Linked DNA regions of Homo sapiens: regions 1, 2, 4, 5 and 6 are each linked to region 3. A link is a contact called in ENCODE Hi-C or POLR2A ChIA-PET data. All regions are on one chromosome and are shown on one strand. The core of a region is the stretch at or near the end of the contact, and the rest is flanking DNA. Distances in the headings are between cores, read along the strand shown. Region 1 holds the start of MAPK14 (mitogen-activated protein kinase 14). Region 2 overlaps TMEM217B (transmembrane protein 217B). Region 3 holds the start of SRSF3 (serine and arginine rich splicing factor 3). Region 4 holds the start of TBC1D22B (TBC1 domain family member 22B). Region 5 holds the start of FKBP5 (FKBP prolyl isomerase 5). Region 6 holds the start of CMTR1 (cap methyltransferase 1).

Region 1 (3,122 bases), core at 561-3,060, 570 kb before region 3:
ACAAAATAGAATAATCACGGGAAATGTTGAGAAATGTCCTGGCTTGGATCTAGTTATTTCTAATACAAGAAACTAAGAGAATGAGACAGGATCTGATTCTTCTGCTCATTGTAACAAGCTTTAGCATAGGCATAGGTTGATAATGGATGTAGGCATGGGGTTAGAATGCCTTGCCCATTCACATTTATCTTGTTTGGTTTTTACAAATGACTCTGTTAGTCGGGAATGCAGGGCAGGAATTCTCTCGTAGAAGCTGGAACTGAGGTTCAGGAAAGGTCAGTTGACTTGCCTAAATTCGATGAGACTCCTGCCCTATTCTCCTTACTCGAAGAGGCCTGAGTTAAATGCTTAAAATCCTCTTCACTGATGGCTCTTCAGGATAGGAGTCAGTTTCAAATCTTCAGTGTAACGGTTTTTTAAATGCTTCTCAAAGGGAGATATCAGAGACTTTCCTGAATCAGAATCACCTAAGATGTATTATAAAAATGCATGCTCTTGATCAAGACCTCCTCTGACCTACCCAATTAGACTCCCTGTGAGTTCTGGGAACTTGCATCTTAAACTCCCAGGGTGATTTTTCTGCATGTAAGTTTAACTGGGAGAGTTTTAATGTAAAGCTTCGGTTTGTTTTTGTTTTTGTTTTTGTTTTTGAGACGGAGTCTCCCTCTGACGCCAGGCTGGAGTGCAGTGGCGCGATTTTAGCTCACTGCAACCTCCGCCTCCTGGATTCATGCAATTCTCCTGCCTCAGCCTCCCGAGAAGCTGGGACTACAGGGTCGTGCCACCACGCCCAGCTAATTTTTGTATTTTTTTTAGTAGAGACGAGGTTTCACCATGTTGGCCAGGATGGTCTCTATCGCTTGACCTCGTGATCCACCCGCCTCGGCCTCCCAAAGTGCTGGGATAACAGGTGTGAGCCACTGAGCCCAGCCCCTGGAAAGCCTCAGCTTTGATGCAGGGTTAACATTTGCCTTTGGGACATATTTCGTCAGCATCTCAAAGAGTAACCCATATGTCCTTGAGCAGATGGGAATGCAACAGCCTTCTGGCCGGAACCTGTCTCTTTCTTTCTTTCTTTCTTTTGAGACGGAGTTTCGCTCTTGTTGCCCAGGCTGGAGTGTAATGGCACGATCTCGGCTCACCGCAACTCCGCCTCCCGGGTTCAAGCGATTCTCCTGCCTCAGCCTCCCGAATAGCTAAGACTCCAGGTGCGCGCCACTACGCCCGGTTAATTTTGCATTTTTAGTAGAGACGGGGTTTCTCCATGTTGGTCAGGCTGGTCTCGAACTCCCGACCTCAGGTGATCCGCCCGCCTCGGCCTCCCAAAGTGCTGGGATTACAGGCGTGAGCCACCACGCCCGGCCACTTGTCTCTTTTTTATGCAAGTGTTTTTTGGAATTTGGGGGTTCAGGTGAGCAGGTGCTCTGCTGCTGGTAACTACTCGCAGTTAAAGATCTTTTGACTCTTTCCCCGACACGCTATTTGTCAGTGTCGTTTTCCACCACAGAGCCAGGTATTTGCCCCGCCGGCCACGGTGAGGCGCGCGAGGCGTGTGCTGCCAGCTTCTCTCTTCCTTCCCCGGTCCGCCTTCGCGCCCTTAAGGAGACAGTCCCTGGGAGTTTCTGCCTTTGGTCTCCAGTTATTGTTCTCTTCTCGCGAGAACTGCTCCTCCCATCCTCTTCTCTCACGAAGCCCCGCCCGCGGAGAGGTTCCATATTGGGTAAAATCTCGGCTCTCGGAGAGTCCCGGGAGCTGTTCTCGCGAGAGTACTGCGGGAGGCTCCCGTTTGCTGGCTCTTGGAACCGCGACCACTGGAGCCTTAGCGGGCGCAGCAGCTGGAACGGGAGTACTGCGACGCAGCCCGGAGTCGGCCTTGTAGGGGCGAAGGTGCAGGGAGATCGCGGCGGGCGCAGTCTTGAGCGCCGGAGCGCGTCCCTGCCCTTAGCGGGGCTTGCCCCAGTCGCAGGGGCACATCCAGCCGCTGCGGCTGACAGCAGCCGCGCGCGCGGGAGTCTGCGGGGTCGCGGCAGCCGCACCTGCGCGGGCGACCAGCGCAAGGTCCCCGCCCGGCTGGGCGGGCAGCAAGGGCCGGGGAGAGGGTGCGGGTGCAGGCGGGGGCCCCACAGGGCCACCTTCTTGCCCGGCGGCTGCCGCTGGAAAATGTCTCAGGAGAGGCCCACGTTCTACCGGCAGGAGCTGAACAAGACAATCTGGGAGGTGCCCGAGCGTTACCAGAACCTGTCTCCAGTGGGCTCTGGCGCCTATGGCTCTGTGTGGTGAGTGTCGCTGGGCCTGGGGCCGCTGTGGGCAGGGTGGCCCCTCGCGCCCGAGGGCCAGGCCTGCTCCACTGCTCAGCGTTGCGTCAAGTGGCAGGAATTTTCCTCGGGGGAGGGCATTGCTGCCCCTTCGAGCTCTGCCCGTTCTGCACCTCCAGCACCCCTCGCCCTGCACTCACGCAGGTATGCGGTCCACCGTGTGCAGCACTCAGGTCCGCTGCGAGAGGTAGGTGGTGGTGCTGGAGCTCGGTTCTGGCTAGCACCCTGCGCCTTCCCCTCTCGGAGGGTTGCTGCTCGGCAACAGGCACCGGGGGAAGGGCCGCTTCCTTGGGGGTCTCCCTGCCTACCTGGAGCAGAAGGACCCTCTCCCGTGATGCGCCCACGCTGGGGCTCCGGACCCTGGGTCCTCTGAGCAGACAAGCTCGGGGAACTGCCGGGAGAAGCAGAAGGGCACAGCCCAACCCGAAGACTGCGGTCATCTGAACAAAACTGACCAGGAAGGGAGCTCTCTCCGGGCCTTTTTTTTTTTTTTTTTTTTTCAAAACTCTGTCGAAATCCCATCTTGAAAAGCGTTCTTTTTGAATTCGCACTTGAATTAACAGCGATCCATAGAGCTTAAAATACCGACTTTATCTCGGTGAGCACTGTGCCAGCTTGAGTGGTGTGTTTCCGATTCGGTTGAAAGCGTATTTCCTTTCCGTGGAGGGGCGGCGGTGGTAGTGCCTGCAAGAACACTGCAGCTTGAGAAACTGGCAGGCTCACTGATTAGTCACATACCACTGCTCATTTAAGTATTGTTCGACAAAACAATTTTCTCATTTGGAGCAAGAAAGATTCAGATCTGTA
Region 2 (3,238 bases), core at 667-3,166, 630 kb after region 3:
CTGGTCTTCATCCTCTAAGAATCTTCATCAGTAATTTTTCAGGGACAATGACAAGTACATAGTGAAAAATAACCAAGCACATAAGGAACAAGGCACTGTGAGAACAAGCTGAAACAACAGATAGCAATGGAACTGCAGTAATATCTGATCATCAAACAACTATGATTACTATATTTTTGCATTATTTAAAATTTTTGTTTTACTTTTATTATAGTATAATTCATGCATATATAATACACAGATATATATAATATATATACAAGATAAAATTTTACATCTTAACCATTTTTAAGTAGACAGTTTAGTAGTGTTAAGTATATTCATTTTGTTGTACAAACAATCTCTAGAACTTTTTCATCTTGCAAAACTGAAACTGTACACCCATTAAGCAACGAATTCCCATTTCCCCCTGCCCCAGCTCCTGGAAACTATCATTCTACTTTCTGTTTCTATTAATTTGACTACTCTGGACATGTCATGTAAGTGGAGTCTTTTTTTTTTTTTTGAGACGGAGTCTCGCTCTGTCGCCCAGGCTGGAATGCAGTGGTGCAATCTCAGCTCACTGTAACCTCCATCTCCTGGGTTCAAGCGATTCTCGTGCCTCAGCCTCCCAAGTAGCTGGGACTACAGGAGTGCACCACCACACCTGGCTAATTTTTGTATTTTTAGTAGAGACGGGGTTTCGCCATGTTGGTCAGGCTGGTCTCAAACTCCTGACCTCAGGTGATCCTCCCACCTCGGCCTCCCAAAGTGCTGGGATTACAGGGGTGAGCCACCCCACCTGGCCATGTAAGTAGAATCTTATAGCATTTGTGACTGGCTTATTTCTGTTAACATAATGTCCTCAAGGTTCATCTATGTTATAGAATGTGTCAGAATTTTCTTTGATTACTGCATTAAAATAAATAAAAGATAAACTGAAAATATATGAAGAAACAGGAAACCATAGAAAATGACCTAGTGTTACAGGATCTCTGGGGTGTCAATTTTCTGGCCAGAAACCTCTGTGGCCAGCGGCACCTTTGCCTGAGTTCTTGTTCTGTGTCCAAGATGAATGAGGTACACAGACAAGTGAAGGGTAAACAAGATGAAGATGAGCTTTAAGTGTTAGATCAGCTAAAAGGAGACTCGCAGTGGGTAGCTCCGCTCTGTAGGCAAGTCATGCTAATATCTGCTGTTCTCAGCAGGGAGAAGGCCCTGGAGAGGGTTGCTCCTCTATGCAGCTGATAGTCCTGACGTCTCTGCAGGTCTCTGAGGCTCTCAGAAGAGAGGGTAGTTCCTCTCTGTAGCTGGTCCTCCCATTGTCTCCTGCTATCAGCAGAGAGGATAGCTCCTCTCTGCAGCTGGTCGTCCTATCATCTCTCTGCTCTCTTCGTCCTCTAGCCATCCTCTGCCCTGCTCTGGCTAAGCCCAGGTCTTTTATGGACCTCAGAAGGGAGGAAGTGCACGCAGATTGGTACATCGGGGGCCATGGGCAGGCTGGAAGAGGCACCACTTAGGTCTGCAGGACTGGCGGCCTGGCCCCAGCCTTCAGGCTCTCCCTGGCCTGAGGGTGGGGCCTTACTGAGGACCCGCCCCCTTCCACCCGGGAATCGATACGCCTCCCGCTGCCATCCATGGCCCCCCCAGGGCTCGACCCCAACCCGGCTCCGAGATTTGAACTGGTGCCGGGATTGGAGAGAGGCCAGGCAGCGGGAGCAGACATCCGGGAGCCTGCAGGGACGGCAGGAAGCCGGGGAAGGGGGCCTCCTGGGGTCCCCGAGGGTGCAGGCTGCAGAGACGCCCGGGTCCTGCACCTAGGAGGTCCCGCCCCGCTAACTCGAAAGGGGCGGGTCTCCTACTTGTCCCTGGCTCCTGCCTGCTCAGTGAAGTGGGAGGCCCAGGTCTGCAGCCGTGGGTCCTGGCAGCTGCAGCTGCACCTGGGAGGGCAGATCCTGCCTATTCCCGGCCCTCCTCCAAGAGCACAGGGAGGCTTCGATGCACAGCCACAGTTTGGGCAGCTGCAGCCCGCCCAAGAGGGCGGGACTTCTGCCTGCTCCGTAGAGCCGGAGGTGGGGTCTACGGCTTTGGTTTGGGCGGCTGCAGTAGCACCCGGTGAGTTCCCGACTTAACTCAGAAGGGGCCGGGCTTCCACCGGCTCCATGGAGTGTGTAACCCTAGCCGCGCCTCCCTGCTGCAGCTGGAGTGACAGCCGGAGTGATGGTAGCAGCCACTGCCATTACTAGCTGATTTGAAAAAGAACCCAAATAGAATTTCTAGAGATGAAAAACTCAGTATCTGAAATTAAAAATTCAGTGGACATAAATGGTAGCAGGTTGGACACAGATTAAGGAATAATTAGTTAACCAGGAAACAAGATAAATCAGCAGAAATTATCCAGAATGTAGCACAGGGAGACAAAAAGATGGAAAATATGAAGGAGAAGTTAAGAGACATGAAAGACATAATAAGATGTTCTGATAGAGAAAGAGAGATGAGACAAAATGGGGGTAGCATATTTACAGAGAAAATAGCTGAGGATTTGCACAACTGAAAAAAAAACACCAATGCACAGATTCAAGAAACCTAACTGATTGCTAGAAGGATAAATGAAAGAAAATCTACACAAAACATATGGTACTCAAACTATGGAACACCACACACAAAAAGAAAATCTCAAAAGCAGCCAATGGGCTTTTTATTTAAAAGACCAACAGTTATAGACTTCTATAGGAAACAAAAATCCCATGGAATAATATTTTAATTGTGCTACACAAAGCAAAACAAACAAATAGAAACCCCTGCCAACCTAGGATTCTATACTCAACTCAAATATTTTTCTTTTTTTGAGACAGTATCTTGCTCTGTCGCCCAGGCTGGAGTACAGTGGCGTGATCTCAGTTCACCACAACCTCTGCCTCCCGGGTTCAAGCAATTATCCTGCCTCAGCCTCTCAGGTAGCTGGGATTACAAGCGTGTGCCACCATGCCCAGCTAATTTTTGCATTTTTAGTAGAGACGGGGTTTCACCATGTTGGTCAGGCTGCTCTCAAACTCCTGACCTCAGGTGATCTGCCACCTTGGCCTCCCAAAGTGCTGGGATTACAGGCGTGAGCCACTGCACCTAGCCCATTTTTCTTATTTATATATTTATTTATAGAGATGGAGTCTTGCTGTGTTGCCCAGGCCAGAATGGAGTAATGCAATCATAGCTCACTGCAGCCTCAAACTCCTGAGCTCAACAGAGCCTCCTGCCTCAG
Region 3 (3,166 bases), core at 155-2,654:
GAGAATCGCCTGAGGTGGCGAGTTCGAGACCAGCCTGACCAGCATGGTGAAACCCCGTCTCTATTAAAAATACAAAAATTAGCCGGGTGTGGTGGCAGGTGCCTGTAATCCCAGCTACTCGGGAAGCTGAGGTAGGCGAATCGCTTGAACCCGGGAGGCGGAGTTTGCAGTGAGCCGAGGTCGCGCCATTGCACTCCAGCCTGGGCAACAGAACGAGACTCCATCTCAAGAAAAAAAAAAAAAGAAAAAAGAAAAAAAAAAACATAATAATTGGCATATCTTTCAGCTAAGAGGGAATAAATAAAAAGACAGGTTCTTTTTCTCTCTTTTTTTTTTTGTGCAGTGGTAGGATCTCAGCTCACGGCAACCTCCGCCTCCTGGGTTCAAGCGATTCTCCTGCTCTCAGCCTCCCAAGTAGCTGGGATTACAGGCGCCTGCCACCATGCCCGGCCATTTGTATTTTTAATAGAGACGGGATTTCACCATGTTGGCCAGGCTGGTCTTGAACTCCTGACCTCAAGTGATCCGCCTGCCTCGGCCTCCCAAAGTGCTGGGATTACAGGCATGAGCCACCGCGCCCGGCCCTTGGTGATTTTTCTAACCCAATCACAGTCTCTCTCCCCTTAATTACTCTTGCGGCTCTGTCTTCGTAAGGGAAGTGGCCCGGACAAAATACATGCCAGGCAGTGCAACGGCTGCTAGGAGAAAGGCTCGAGATACCCCTCCTGGCATTTGCTTGGGGGCCAGAATTTACATTCAATCTTCTTCAGAAACTTCCCTTTCCGGGTGTTTGCTAAAGGTGATAGTTTCCAGGTCACCTGACCGGTCTCCTTTGCTGTCGGCGCCAAGTCCTGCAAGTTTGCTTGAGAGACGAGAAACCAGCAAGAGTTGGGCAAACTTTCCAAACCAGGCTTTTCCTTCAGTGTGGAATCTAGGCGGCCACAGTCTGGTGCCAGCTGGGTCACAAACAGCTCCGTGACCTGTTTGTAAACGCGATGCTCTTAGTTCCAGACTAACCGCTCACAAGGGTGAAGCACTTAATTAATTCATCTCTTAATCTTGTTAGGGGCCAACGGCTCCTATTAGTGTTTGAGCGTGACGGCGACGGTGCTGTTTATGAAGCCCTAGCCTATTTGGAGGTGAGGAAGAGGAGTCTGTGGGTAACCTGGAGGTCGACAGACCGGGAGGAACGCTCGAGGGAGCACCAGGCCTGTTACAACGAGCGCGCGCCGACGCACGTCTCCACCCACCCGGCGCAACCGCCAGAGCGCGCTCCCAGCAACCGCGGCTCTCGCTGCGTTTGTAGCCATACGTCACGGCCTCTTCTGCTTCTCATTGGGGGAGCCCGTCCAATCATGTGATTCCAGTATGGCGTATAAATAAAGGCGAGGAGAAGGCGGTGGTCCGCCATTTCGTGGACGCCGGGTGAGTGAGAGAGTTGGTTGGTGTTGGGCCGGAGGAAAGCGGGAAGACTCATCGGAGCGTGTGGATTTGAGCCGCCGCATTTTTTAACCCTAGATCTCGGTAAGAGACCAGCGAAAGAGGGAATGAGGTGGAAATGGAATTTAACAGTACCAAGGAGCCAGGCCCAATGGCGGCGCCAGATTGAGACAAAGAGGCGCCGCCGCCATTTTGTGACGTTCAGCACGGGGCGGTGGCGGGGGCTCCCGGCCCATCGGAGGGTTTCCTAGTCTTGGAGTGGAAGTCTTTATATTCCTCATTGGGGCATGAGCCAGGATGGGGGTTACCTGGGAGTTGGGAACCACAAAGGGGAGCCGATAGCCGAGTTGTATTCCAGGTCACGGCCTTTTTATTTTTATGGCGCCTTTTTTTTTTTTGGCCCCTCATTTAATTGGGAAGCTTCTCAGAATGTTTTTGTAAAGTCACTAACCAAGACCGGACCTTTCAGTTCATATTAAATGGCCCCCGTAGTCACCTTACTTTCATGTAGTTTCAGATTTTGCAGCCTGAATCTAATCACCTTTTTCTAAGACCGAAAGATCTTCCTTGAACTTAAGATTCGTTCTTTCATCGCTTCCCATTAAAATGGAGGCTTAAGACAGGTGCCAGCAGTGTTTTTAAAAATTTTCACCAGTGGTTTGGTCTTAGAACTTACTCCTGGGCACAGGGTGTGGTCACGGCAAATAGGATGTGTCTGGACTGGATATTTTAATTAGACAAGCCCAGAGTAAGAAGAACGTGGTGTTTATGGAAAGCACTTCAGCTGAATTATTGAGTAGATGGTTTTTATGTAATTGAAACTGGTCTACAAGTTTATCAGATTCATCGTCGAAGTGACTCAGTAATAAAGCTTTATCAAATACAAGTCCGCCAAGGAAGAACAAAAAAATAAGTCCCCAAAGTGCAGTAAATTTTTTAGTAGCAAATATCTCTTTGTAATTTTTTATTAAAGTGAAATTATCTTTAAGTGGTATTTAGTATATTCAGTGTTGTGTAATCATCACTTACACGTAGTTCCAAAACATTTCCGTCACCTCCCCCCGCAGGAGACTACTACCCATTGAGCACTTACTCCCAGATTCCCTGTCCCCCTTCCTCTAGTCCCTAGCAACCACTAATCTTCCTGTCTCTCTGAACTTAGCTATTTTAGATATTTAGTATTTATGGAATCGTGTACTTTTATGTCTGGCTTCTTTAACTTAGCGTAATGTTTTCAAGATTTTCCAACGTTGGAGGATTTGTCAGTACATCATTCTGAATAATACTCATTTTATGTCTATACCACATTTTGCTTATCCGTTTCTGTTGATGGACATTTGGGTTAACATCTTTGGGCTACTGTGAATAAGTGCTACTATGAGTTTACATTTTTTAAAAAACTGTAAAGTTGGTCTCGTTGCTTGATAAATTTTTACCGCGTAAGACTCTGGTCTATCTAATGACATTTGATACTAGCCTTGTTCCTATAGTTCCAAATGACCAAAATAGGCATTTATTTATTTATTTATTTGTGGTTTTTTTTTGGCGATGGAATCTCGCTCTGTCGCCGAGGCTGGAGTGCAGTGGCGCGATCTCGGCTCACTGCCACCTCCGCCTCGCGGGTTCAAGCGATTGTTCTGCCTCAGCCTCCCGAGTAGCTGGGACTACAGGTGTGCGCCACCATGCCCGGCTAATTTTTGTATTTTTAGTTGTGACGGGGTTTCAC
Region 4 (3,223 bases), core at 365-2,864, 660 kb after region 3:
CTTGTCACATGGATGAGTGTATGGCAGCTCACATAGGGAAAGACAATTCAGAGGATACCTTTAAGACAATGAACTCTGAACTGCTGGTTGCCACCAAGGTAAGGAATCTAGAAGTTGTTTTAGATTACTCTTTCAAGACATCAACTCTTCTAAAGTCCAAACAGCCAGCAAAAGGTCTGGCTGTCCAGAATAAAGACAAAACATCAGCCTTAACAAAGCCTCAGTACATCCCTCTTTGGGCTTAGTGTGCAGTGCTGGTCACTGCATCCTAAGAAAAAGAAGCGCCAGAGAAAGGCAAGTAAAATAATTAAAAGAATAGAGGGGCTTTTTTTCTCTGGGTTAAATGCCCATAAAGAAGATAAGATGCTTTTATAGCATGAAAGACTCAGAGGAAGTAAAAATAGCCCTTGTCATCCAATCCTATAATTCTTAAATTAGGGGACAAAAGAAGCTTGAAAATGGGAGTAATGAAGAAACCGTCGTTGGAGGACATATAAAAGAAGGTCCTTCTTTGGCTGGGGCCAGGGGTCAGGTCTTTAAGTATTCTCCAATATGTGGAAGTACATGTGGTAGCTGTAAATGGAGGGTGGGGGTGGGGGTGGGGGACACGCAGCCCACCTCAACAGTCCTTCGAAGGGACAAAAACCACTCTGGACTGGTGCCCGCCTTCCCTCTTTCCCCAAATCACCACGGAATACAACCACAGAAACTCAAAACCAGCAAAAAACGCTGACAAGACATTCAAAGGATTCAAAATGCTAATACTAAATCTCATTGTCTGGGAAAATTAGATTGAAAATAAATTCAAGGGTGCAAGATTTATAATAGATTAACAAGGGAAATTAAGGATGTTGGTGGGGCCGGGAGGAGATACATCCTTAACTTTGTGATTCACACGATGGAGCAATACTGTGTCCTTCAAAGAAATGGTATTTGGTAATCTGAGTTGGACAGCTATCATAAACCATTTCCTATATACACTGTTAGCATAGTCAGAAAGTGAGAGTTATGGATTGACATAGGGATTAGATCATTTGAATTTTTAACCCACAGCACAAGTCCTTCAATCGTTTTCAATAAACAGAGGGAGAGGGAGACTCTGATGAACCGTTGCTCACGTGTTGAACAGTTAGCAATCCCGGGCTATCGGGTCCCTGCTGACCTTCCTTCAGAAAAACGAATGGACATGTAAACGGAATGAGGAAAGGAGGGTAATAACCAGAGTGTCATTGAATTGAGAGATGTTAAAAATGGGCCACAACCAACACATGGGCCCTTACTTTTAGGTGAAAGATTCCTATATATAAATACATAGTATGTTCTCTCTTGCCAAGAAATATTAGACTAAGGAACTTCATTCCTCACGAAGAAGATAATCCCCTCTTCCTTCCCATAGGTCCCTTACCTTACCTGCTTCTTCCCTCTCGCGGGTAGGAACTTTGAGCCCCGCCTCTCGGCTCGTCCAAGCTCCGCCTTCCCCGTCCACCTGTGTGCCCAGCCCCTGACGTTACCGGTCGGCTTCAGCGGCCTGCAGGATTCCGGCTCCCAATTGGTCGGCCCGTCCACGGCTTGCGCAGCTCACCAATGGCAGCGGTGCTGGGTGGAGGGGTGCCCACATCCAAGATGGCGTCCCCAGGAGCTGGGAGCGGGTGACCGGCGGCGGGGAAGCGGCCTGGGTTGGCCCTCAGATTGCGGGGTCTGGGGGCATCTCGCCGGGCAAACCCTTGGCCCGCCTACAAGGACTTCCCCCGGCCAGAGCAATGGCCGCTGAGAACAGCAAGCAGTTTTGGAAGAGGAGCGCTAAGCTGCCGGGGAGGTGAGCCCAGGACGCTGAGAGGGATAGGGGATTGGACCAAACCCTTCCAGATCCTAATCCCTGAATCCCGCGGGCCTGGGGCGCCACAGAGGCCAGAAGACTGGTTTGGGGAAGCTGGGACTGCCTGGTGGCGGCAGGGCAGCTGTCAGGCAGCGAAGCGAACAGCGAGCTTTGGGGACGGCTGGATGTGGGTGTAGACCGGGGTCTGGGGGCGGAGGTTTCAGGAGGGGTGACCTCAGCGGGAAGGTGGCCGAAGATTGGGCGTAAAGGGGAGTGGAGTTGGGTGAATAGTCAGTGTCGGCCCTGGTCTCGGAAGTTCCTCCCCAGAGCTGCTTCCCACTCTAATTAGGACTCCCTCTCAGGGGTCTCCACCACGCACAGGTGGTTGGTCGCTCGAGGATGGCCCCTTCCCTTGATCCCTGAGGTCGGCACTTACCCGAAGGATTCCGGTGGGAGTTTGGGGCCGCCTGCCGAGAGGGTTAGGCAGGAAAAGTGAGGACGATTCTCAACCCTGACCTTACTTTATCTTGAGTTGGCCCTTTCCCACTAGGAATTATTACAAGACGACCACAGAATCAGGGTTATTCCTTTGGCATTTTCTAAGGATTTGTCCAACCCCAAGTGACTTCTTCCTCCCCTGCATTGTAATGCACTTCTTGTGCAAATGCACTAAATTCGTTCATTCTTCAGTTGTTTAACTGGAGAGCAGACCCCCTAAGACTACCCCCACCCTCTTTTCGGTGTATGTTGAGACTTTTGGCAAATTATCCATCCATCAATCTACTGTTGGTTTACTGTTTCAGTTTATTTTGGGCAAAGTCCTGAGAAGTATAAGGAAGAGTGTGTATTTCAGTCGTAAATTTAAGATTTCTGCCAGCTACAGTCTACTTGGTGATGAAATTCATGTTTGGTTGTGTCCCCTGTGCTACCTTTTCTAATGGATTCAGGTTTTTTCCTTCTGGGATAATCTTTTGAACTCGTGACTTTTTTTTTTTAAGCGAGAGAGAGATGAGGGTCAGTAGTGGCTAGGTAAGAGCCTTAATTTTTTTTTTTTTTTTAAATGAAATAGAGACAAGGTCTGACTGTGTTGCCAGGGCTGGTCTCTGACTCCTGGCCTCAAGTGATCCTCTTGCCTTGGCCTCCCAAAGTGTTGGGATTACAGGCGTTAGCCACCATGCCCCACCAAGAGTCTTATTTTATTAAGGATTCTAGTAGACATATGGAGAATAGGGTGGAAATCAGCTTTTAGTAATACTTATTAAAGTAATAGAAAGGAATGCAAAGATAACTTCAGATTAAAGTGCTGTGGACTCAACAGTGTTAATATTACTGTTAAAGATGTTCTGTGTTTTTAGGTAAGCACACTTCCTGCCAACTGATTCCTTTTCCTTCCTGGTCTAGTGAGCT
Region 5 (3,583 bases), core at 351-2,850, 910 kb before region 3:
CAGACTGTCAGGCAGAGGTCAGCTGGGGGAGAGACAAACAGAAAATGGTGAAGTGAAAGTATGACAATAAAAATTTCCCACCAGAATAAGAATTTTTTTCAAGTCGATTCTTGGCTTTTGATTCAAACACCAAGAGAAGCAGCTCCCTTTAGAGAATTACTTTATAATTCTCTAAAGTAAAAACCCTTATGGAGGAGGTGGATAGAATCCCAGACTATTAAAAATACTTAACCAAAATATGCTTTAACTTTTCCCTTGTCCACAATCTAACAAAATGGGAAGACAATGAAAATAAACACTCCTGTCTACACTCAGAGAGGCAAAGAAAGCTCCCATTCAGTAGTAAGCCTTATTCCACTGGAAAACATACTCCTGAAAAGTAAATCCAAAACCACGAGCTCAAACTGCTTCATGCAGAATTTACTGAACGGCGGCCAAACGCTGAACACACTGTCCTGAACCACACTGAAGGGTATCTACAATTCTGCATCTCCGCTTACAACTTGAAACTTACTACGCTTTCGCCACCACTGCAGAACCCGATTTTAGAGACTACGATGGTCCTGCCGGTTCGTTAATCGAAGAAAGCCACTCTGCACCCTGACGCTCGTAGTGTCTTTTTGGTAATACTGGTTTTTGACTCTTATACTGTGACCGGTGCACCTTTTTGGACGACCAATAAGGCGGAAGACGTTTTCACGTCCCAGAACAGAAGAGCATAAGGAGCCCTGGCACAGCGTTCAGCCGCTTCGGTATGGCCTGGGAGTGACGCGGATCACCTGTTAGACGGCGCTGCGCGGACTCCTCCACAAGCGGCCGACAGCGGCGATGCGGTTCCCCAACGCTTGTCCCGAGGCGGCAGGTGAAGGCGGGGACCGCCCGTCCACACCCGGAGCGCGGCCACCCCGCCACCATCCCCTTCACAGCCCCGCCAGGTGGGCGAATCCGCCCCGCGCCCGCGGCGTCCCGGCGCTCGGCTCGCCCTGGGGTCCGGTTGTCCCGGCGCCCGGACCCGAAAGCGAAGTTTGGCTCCCGCCCGCAGCGGTGCCGGCTGAGGGTCCGGCCGCCTGTCCGGGGAGAGCCGGGGGCCAGAGACCGGAGGCGGAGCGGGACCTGTCATCCCGGGCGGGAAACAAAAGCCCAGTGAGGACGGGCGGGCGCGACCCGCCTCGCCTCTGCCGGGAGAGGCCGGCGGGGGCGGAGAGCGGCGCCCGCGGTCACTAGTCTCCGCGCCTCCCGCGGGGAGCACCGGCCCCGCGGCCCCTGGGGCGCGGCGAGGGGCGCCGCAGTGGGGCCGAGGCCTCCCGCGCGCTCCCCTCGAGGCTTCCGGACCCCGCTCCCCCGCGACACGCGGCTCCTGGGCTGCGAAGCCGCGTGGGGGTGGGAGCTGAGGCAGCGAGTGCGACCGCGGCGGGACCTGGAAGGAGGGCGTTCGGCTCCCGGGGCGCCGCGGCCGGCCGCCCCATCTCCGTGGCCATGGCGCCGGTACCTGTCGCCGCGGGGGCTCGCCGACTCCGTCACTCTCCGCCTTGCCCGTGCTCCGCTAACCCTTCAGCCCGCCCAGCAGGCCGCCCGCGCGCCGGACACCGCCGCCCGAGACTGGCAGCGCCCGCGAGCCGGCCCGAATCCCCGGGGCAGCGCCCGGCGCCGTCCCGCCCCAGCCGGCCGCAGGACCCGCCTTCCATAGGGCCCCGGGGCTGTCAGTCCGCCCCCAAAAGGCGCGCGGGCTGTCGATCCGCCTGTCCGGATTGGTGGCCGCGCGCCGTCCATGCAAATGAGGCCCCGCCCCCATCATTTGCTCCTCCACCTCCCCACGCCAGCCCACGTGTCTGGCCCTTGCCCTTTGTGGGGGCCATAGAGAAGGGATGGTGGAAACTGACACCCCCTCACATCTCTTACCTCCCGAGAAATTAATGCCTAAGCAAGCTAGTTGACTTCCCATCTGTATCGTCTCTCTGAAGGCACTGCCCCTCCTATCTGTCCACAGGGCCTACCTAGAGGCCGGAGAGGGGCAGGCCAGGCTGTTTGTTAGGTCAGCTGGCCAGGTTAGCCCTAGGAAGCAACCCCATTAAGTCTAAGATGCCCAGTCGGGACTGGGGAAATCCCACCTCGAGAACCAATTTAGCAGATATCACCTCCCTCTGGACACCCAGTGACTGTAAAGACCATACTTTCTCTTGGCTTGCTACCTTTCAAGCAGGAGATCCCAGGAGATTAAAACAGGAAGAGGCCTTACGGCTGAGTTCGGCCAGGTGGGGTGGCTCACGCCTGTAATCCCAGCACTTTGGAAGGCCGAGGTGGGCGGACCACGAGGTCAAGAGATCGAGACCATCCTAGCCAACATGGTGAAACCCCGTCTCTACTAAAAATACAAAAATTAGCTGGGCTTGGTGGCGCGCGCCGTCCCAGCTACTCGGGAGGCTGAGGTAGGAGAATCGCTTGAACCTGGGAGGCAGAGGTTGTAGTGAGTCGAGATCACGCCACTGCACTCCAGCCTGGTGACAGAGCAAGACTCCATCTCAAAACAAAAACAAAAACAAAACGGCTGAGTTCTTCCGCCAACTCCGAAAGGTAGACTGCCAACCAGATGGCTACCTCTGAGTTACTCCCATAGAGATGCAGGAGCTGCACCTGGGCCTTAGGGAATCTCTAATCAACTCTCTCATTTTTAAGGAAACAGAAACCTGATGTCCCATAGCTAGTTACACGTGGGACCTAATAGTTACCTATGGAAACCTAATATCCCATAGCCAGATTAGAACTCATGTCTCCTGGCTCCAAACCTGCTCTCTTTGCACTATACTGCATTCAAACATTTATGAAGAGCCTCGTCCAGAAATCGCCATGCTGCCTTCAAGAGATGATGCCTGGGCGCCGGGCGCGGTGGCTTACGCCTGTAATCCCAGCACTTTGGGAGGCCGAGATGGGCGGATCACCTGAGGTCGGGAGTTCGAGACGAGCCTGACCAACATGGAGAAACCCCGTCTCTACTAAAAATAATTTTAAAAAATTAGCCGGGCATGGTGGCGCATGCCTGTAATCCCAGCTATTCAGGAGGCTGAGGCAGGAGAATTGCTTGAACAGAGGTTGCAGTGAGCCGAGATCGCACCATTGCACTCCAGCCTGGGCAACAAGAGCGAGACTCCATTCTAAAAAAAAAAAAAGGGTGATGATGTCTGCAGAAAAGACAAATAAAGCCAAGACTGAAACCGCCTCGAGGGCAGGGGTTCTGTCTCAGTCATTTGTCTGTCCTCAGTGCCTAGAAGCTTCCCTGTTTACCAGTTGCCGAGGGGAGTCACTGAAACAATGTATTTGTTCATTAACGCAGAAAAACAAAGTTGATCAAAATTCCTCTGCATACTAATACCAATTGATTAAGCATCTACTATGCTTAATAATAGCACATATTAGGCAGGGCACAGTGGTTCACACCTGTAATCCTAGCACTTTGGAAGACAGAGGTGGGCGGATCACCTGAGGTCGGGAGTTCGAGACCAGCCTGACCAACATGGAGAAACCCCATCTTTACTAAAAATACGAAATTAGCCAGGCATGGTGACGCATGCCTGTAATCCCAGCTACT
Region 6 (3,508 bases), core at 548-3,047, 840 kb after region 3:
CTTGAACATATCACTCAACCTTCATTCATATTCCACACTTCCACAGATTCAGTAAATATCTATTGAGCACTGACCACCAGCCTCTGTTAAATCTTGTGAATTTAATACAGACAGACAATCTTTCCTGTACAGAGTTTACAGCTGAGTCGGGGAGGCAGATGAGTCCACAGGCCATTATACAACACCGTGGTAAGTGCTTTGATAGTGGAAGGACAGAGTGCTTTAGGAGCTCAGAGGTGGGTCTCCCAACCTAGATTTGTGACATCAGGAAATATTTCGAGATAGGGACACTAAAGTGACTCCTGAGGGATAAATGGACATTAGCCCAGCAAAGAGGAGAAGCATGATCCAGGCAGGGGGCTGAACTCTTAAGAGACATGGCATGTTTTGTTTTGTTGTGTTCTGTTTTTGAGATGGAGTCTGGCTCTGTCGCCCAGGCTGGAGTGCAGTGGTGCAATCTCTGCTCACTGCAACCTCTGCTTCCCAGGTTCAAGCGATTTTCCTGACTTACCCTACTGAGTAGCTGGGACTATAGGTGCGCACCACCACACCCAGCTACTTTTTTTGTATCTTCAGTAGAGACGGGATTTCACCATGTTGGCCAGGCTGGTCTCGAACTCCTGACCTCAGGTGATCCATCCGCCTCAGCCTCCCCACGTGCTGGGATTACAGGTGTGAGCCACCGCGCCCGGCGGAGACACGGCATATTTGATAAACTGAGAAGAGTCAGCATGGGGAGAACTAAGGGATAGCAGTACAAGGCATACCTGAAGAAGGGGTCATGCTGGAGGGTCTCAGAGGCCATTTTAAGGACATTAGCTTTATTCTAAGAGCAATGGGACATCATTGATGGATTTTAATCATTGTTGGGTTGTGACAGGATCAGGTTTAATTAATCAATTTTAAATTCCCTTCTTTTCACAGGTGTTGAAAATTATAAAAATCACTTTGGTTTTGTGAAGAACGCATTAGAGGGATCACAACTGGAGACAGTCACGGGAGTTTGGAGTTACTGGAGAAATTCTGCCGAGAGGGGGTAAGTGCATGAATTGTGGCAATGGGGATGGGGGTGAATGGATGGATTTGAAAGACAATTAGGAGGTAAGCGCAATTAAGTGTATGAGAAACTTTGGGGTATGAAGAAGAGGGAGATTCCTCAGATTTCTAGCTGGACCAACAGGATGGATGGCAGCGCCCTTCACCAGGAAAAAAGTGAGCTGATGGAAGAACATAAGGTGAAATTTGAATTCATGGGGTTTGAGGTGACTGAGTGAGGATGTCCAACAGACGTTTGGCCATATTGGCCTGAAAATCAGAAGAGAGGTTTGAGATGGAGAGCCAACTGTGCCCATATGGTAAGATGCTACAGGCGGCATTCCTTCTGTCCTCCCGTCCTTCGTTCAAAATCTGTTGAGATGTCCCATAGGCTGGATGTTGGGGATACAGCAGGGAACAAGAACACTGCGTTCGCTCAACCAGTTTACCATCTACCTCTCTGAACTTGTTCTTAGTCTGTAAAATGAAGATAATGATAAGATTAAGTAAGATGAGGTCGTGTGAGGGCACCTAGCACTTACAATTTTTGTATTGGTTTCTCTTCCTCAGAGCCAAAGGAGGAGATAGTTACTTTTGCTTTTGCAGCCTTTTCCGGGCGGCTTTTCCGCGCAGGCGCCCCTGGACCTCCCAGGTTGAGAGGTGGAGCGGGCCAAACCTCAGCTGCCTTTCCCGGGGCCGGGACCCGGCCGGGGGAGGACCGAGGCGCGGCGCTGTCCGTGACGTCATCAGGCTGCGCTGCCCGCAGTACTGGACCCGAGCGCGACGGTGCGGCTGGCGGACCCGGGCTGGCTTGTGGGGAAACGAAACTGAGGGAGGAGGCGGCGGCTCTGGCAGCGGCGGCGACAGTGTCGGCCTGACCCCCCCTCCGCTCCCCGGCAGCTCGCTCTCTCCCCTCAGCGTGAGTGCCGACGCGCGGCCCGGGGGGAGCAAGCGGGCGGGCGCGCGGGCTCAGCATCCTTCTCCCCTCCACCGCCGCCTGGGCCCCCCGCCCGCGGTTATGGGTCTCCTCGCCTTCTGGCCCCTTATGTCTTCCCTCCTCCTCCCACCCCCAACGCCGGCTCCCTGGAGCCCGAGCTGCCGCTGACACACGTCTCTGCGCACACATTCACACGCTCATGTTATCTTCAAATGAAGGGACTGGCCGGGAGACATGGGAGCTTATCTCTTCTCTCTGTGATTAGGGGTGGCAGTGCCAAACCGAGGCCCAGGGAGAGAAGACTGCAGAGGGGATTTGAACCCCTTCTGTGCGGAAGCAGCAGGTAGAACCAGGCCGCTTGCCTTCCGCTTAGAAGTTCCCTGCCAGAGCATTCTGCTGGCATGTGTGGGTCACTTGAGCAGGGCACTGGTTAGCTGTGTGGCCTTCACCTCTGTGGCCGCAGTCTTTTCCCGTGGAAGATGATAGGGTTGGATGAGATGATTTGGAAGGCCCAAATCTAAGGTGATGTGGTTTGGGGAGGAGCATCCGCCTCTCCTGCCTTTCACACAGCTGTTCAACAGTCCGCTTTGAGTTTGCTGTACTTCCAGTCTCCCCCCGAGTCACTTAAGAATTAAAAGCTTTTAGCGCTTGCAATGGCTAGAAGCAAGCTCTGTGATGAGCCTTCCTTTATCTCACCCTGGGGGCCTTTTGGGGGTATTTAAGACTACGGCTTAAAGTGAAATGTGGCTTAGCTTGGTCTTGCTTTCTGTTTGCTCAGTGTCTCCGGTTCTTCCCTGGGACAGCCCCTGCCTGTATCTAGTAAGAGGCTGCTTTCTCAGGAAGGTGGCGGTTGTGCATTGGGTTGATTGGCTCTTCCTTGAGTTGGAGAGAACTGAAACATGTGATCCAGGGTTTTACGAGGTTGGGAGCATCAGTGACACTTTTGGGTTTCAATACTTTCTTGCTGTACCTCGCCTTCCCTAAGGATTGTTTCCCAGCTTGTCGCCCACCCTGTATTGAGTCCTCTTTTCTGAGTTCTCTACAGCCAATCAGTTGTGTGTAAGCCACACTGTATTCACTACTTCTCTTGCTTGCTCTTTAACTTGATAATTCGTTAAGATTTCAGGGTTTCATAATCACTTCATTCCATCTTATTTTTTTCTCGTGCTTATCTCTCATGTACCTAACCATGGGGATGGATGATTGATGGTGGCATGGTGCCTGTTTCTTTCTTTTTTGTTTTTTTGAGACGGAGTCTTGCTCTGTCGCCCAGGGTGGAGTGCAGTGGTGTGATCTCGGCTCACTGCAACCTCCGCCTCAGCAATTCAAGCGGTTCTCCTGAGTAGCTGGGACTACAGGCATGTGCCACCACCCGGCTAATTTTTGTGTTTTTTTTACTAGAGATGGGGTTTCACCATGTTGGCCAGGCTGGTCTTGAACTCCTGACCTCAGGTGATCCGCCCACCTCTTTCTCCCAAAGTGCTGGGATTACAGGCGTGAGCCACCGCGCCCAGCTGGTTTCCACTCTTTTTTGTG

What was found. A loop is a pair of places that touch in the nucleus more often than their neighbours do. ChIA-PET counts read pairs that join two places held with the same protein, here RNA polymerase II (POLR2A). Pooled maps may share reads with other maps.
Region 1: a loop to region 3 is called in a map of B cell, with 11 times the contacts of the local background. The contact joins the promoter of MAPK14 here to the promoter of SRSF3 in region 3. A Hi-C loop is called at or near these places in 4 of 168 maps with a recorded cell type or tissue (B cell, CD8-positive, alpha-beta T cell, dorsolateral prefrontal cortex and 1 more), 5 of 37 single-sample maps with no recorded cell type and 17 of 50 pooled maps. POLR2A ChIA-PET finds 5 or more read pairs at or near these places in 5 of 52 experiments (MCF 10A, OCI-LY7, PC-9 and 2 more).
Region 2: a loop to region 3 is called in a pooled map, with 3 times the contacts of the local background. The contact joins the enhancer-like site here to the promoter of SRSF3 in region 3. A Hi-C loop is called at or near these places in 1 of 50 pooled maps. POLR2A ChIA-PET finds 5 or more read pairs at or near these places in 5 of 52 experiments (BJ, SK-N-SH, activated T-cell and 1 more).
Region 4: a loop to region 3 is called in a pooled map, with 8 times the contacts of the local background. The contact joins the promoter of TBC1D22B here to the promoter of SRSF3 in region 3. A Hi-C loop is called at or near these places in 6 of 50 pooled maps. POLR2A ChIA-PET finds 5 or more read pairs at or near these places in 5 of 52 experiments (AG04450, K562, activated CD4-positive, alpha-beta T cell and 2 more).
Region 5: a map of CD8-positive, alpha-beta T cell shows a loop between it and region 3 (3-fold over the local background). The contact joins the promoter of FKBP5 here to the promoter of SRSF3 in region 3. A Hi-C loop is called at or near these places in 1 of 168 maps with a recorded cell type or tissue (CD8-positive, alpha-beta T cell) and 5 of 50 pooled maps. POLR2A ChIA-PET finds 5 or more read pairs at or near these places in 1 of 52 experiments (GM12878).
Region 6: a loop to region 3 is called in a pooled map, with 10 times the contacts of the local background. The contact joins the promoter of CMTR1 here to the promoter of SRSF3 in region 3. A Hi-C loop is called at or near these places in 2 of 37 single-sample maps with no recorded cell type and 13 of 50 pooled maps. POLR2A ChIA-PET finds 5 or more read pairs at or near these places in 2 of 52 experiments (H1 and activated T-cell).

Annotation. Positions count from the first base shown.
Region 1 is chr6:36,025,998-36,029,119 of GRCh38, forward strand. MAPK14 (mitogen-activated protein kinase 14) reads left to right here and starts at 1,811. Exons shown (of 12, transcript NM_139012.3): 1 at 1,811-2,276. The coding sequence starts at 2,161. RefSeq lists an enhancer at 1,422-1,861 and a silencer at 2,052-2,151.
Region 2 is chr6:37,220,700-37,223,937 of GRCh38, forward strand. The region is part of intron 1 of TMEM217B (transmembrane protein 217B); the gene reads right to left. The region is part of intron 1 of TMEM217 (transmembrane protein 217); the gene reads right to left. Among named protein-coding and RNA genes, the nearest start is that of TBC1D22B, 35 kb to the right of the region's middle. RefSeq lists an enhancer at 1,197-1,336 and silencers at 1,537-1,796, 2,167-2,216. Within about 2 kb of position 1,917, at least 22 of the 41 ENCODE cell types and tissues checked have a DNase peak (open chromatin) inside an H3K27ac peak, as active enhancers do.
Region 3 is chr6:36,592,958-36,596,123 of GRCh38, forward strand. SRSF3 (serine and arginine rich splicing factor 3) reads left to right here and starts at 1,405. Exons shown (of 6, transcript NM_003017.5): 1 at 1,405-1,524. RefSeq lists enhancers at 913-1,072, 1,181-1,862, 1,463-1,692.
Region 4 is chr6:37,256,158-37,259,380 of GRCh38, forward strand. It overlaps TBC1D22B (TBC1 domain family member 22B), which reads left to right and starts at 1,615. Exons shown (of 13, transcript NM_017772.4): 1 at 1,615-1,816. The coding sequence starts at 1,761. TMEM217B (transmembrane protein 217B) reads right to left here and starts at 1,987. Exons shown (of 2, transcript NM_001395378.1): 1 at 1,411-1,987. TMEM217 (transmembrane protein 217) reads right to left here and starts at 1,987. Exons shown (of 3, transcript NM_001286401.2): 1 at 1,411-1,987. RefSeq lists a silencer at 1,446-1,575 and enhancers at 1,676-1,735, 1,836-1,895, 1,982-2,617.
Region 5 is chr6:35,687,315-35,690,897 of GRCh38, forward strand. It overlaps FKBP5 (FKBP prolyl isomerase 5), which reads right to left and starts at 1,601. Exons shown (of 11, transcript NM_004117.4): 1 at 1,490-1,601. RefSeq lists enhancers at 541-610, 631-720 and a silencer at 981-1,830.
Region 6 is chr6:37,431,424-37,434,931 of GRCh38, forward strand. CMTR1 (cap methyltransferase 1) reads left to right here and starts at 1,798. Exons shown (of 24, transcript NM_015050.3): 1 at 1,798-1,954. It overlaps LOC107986531 (a long non-coding RNA gene), which reads right to left and starts at 1,800. Exons shown (of 2, transcript NR_171666.1): 1 at 1,628-1,800; 2 at 805-1,512. RefSeq lists enhancers at 1,480-1,981, 1,674-1,953 and a silencer at 1,954-2,143.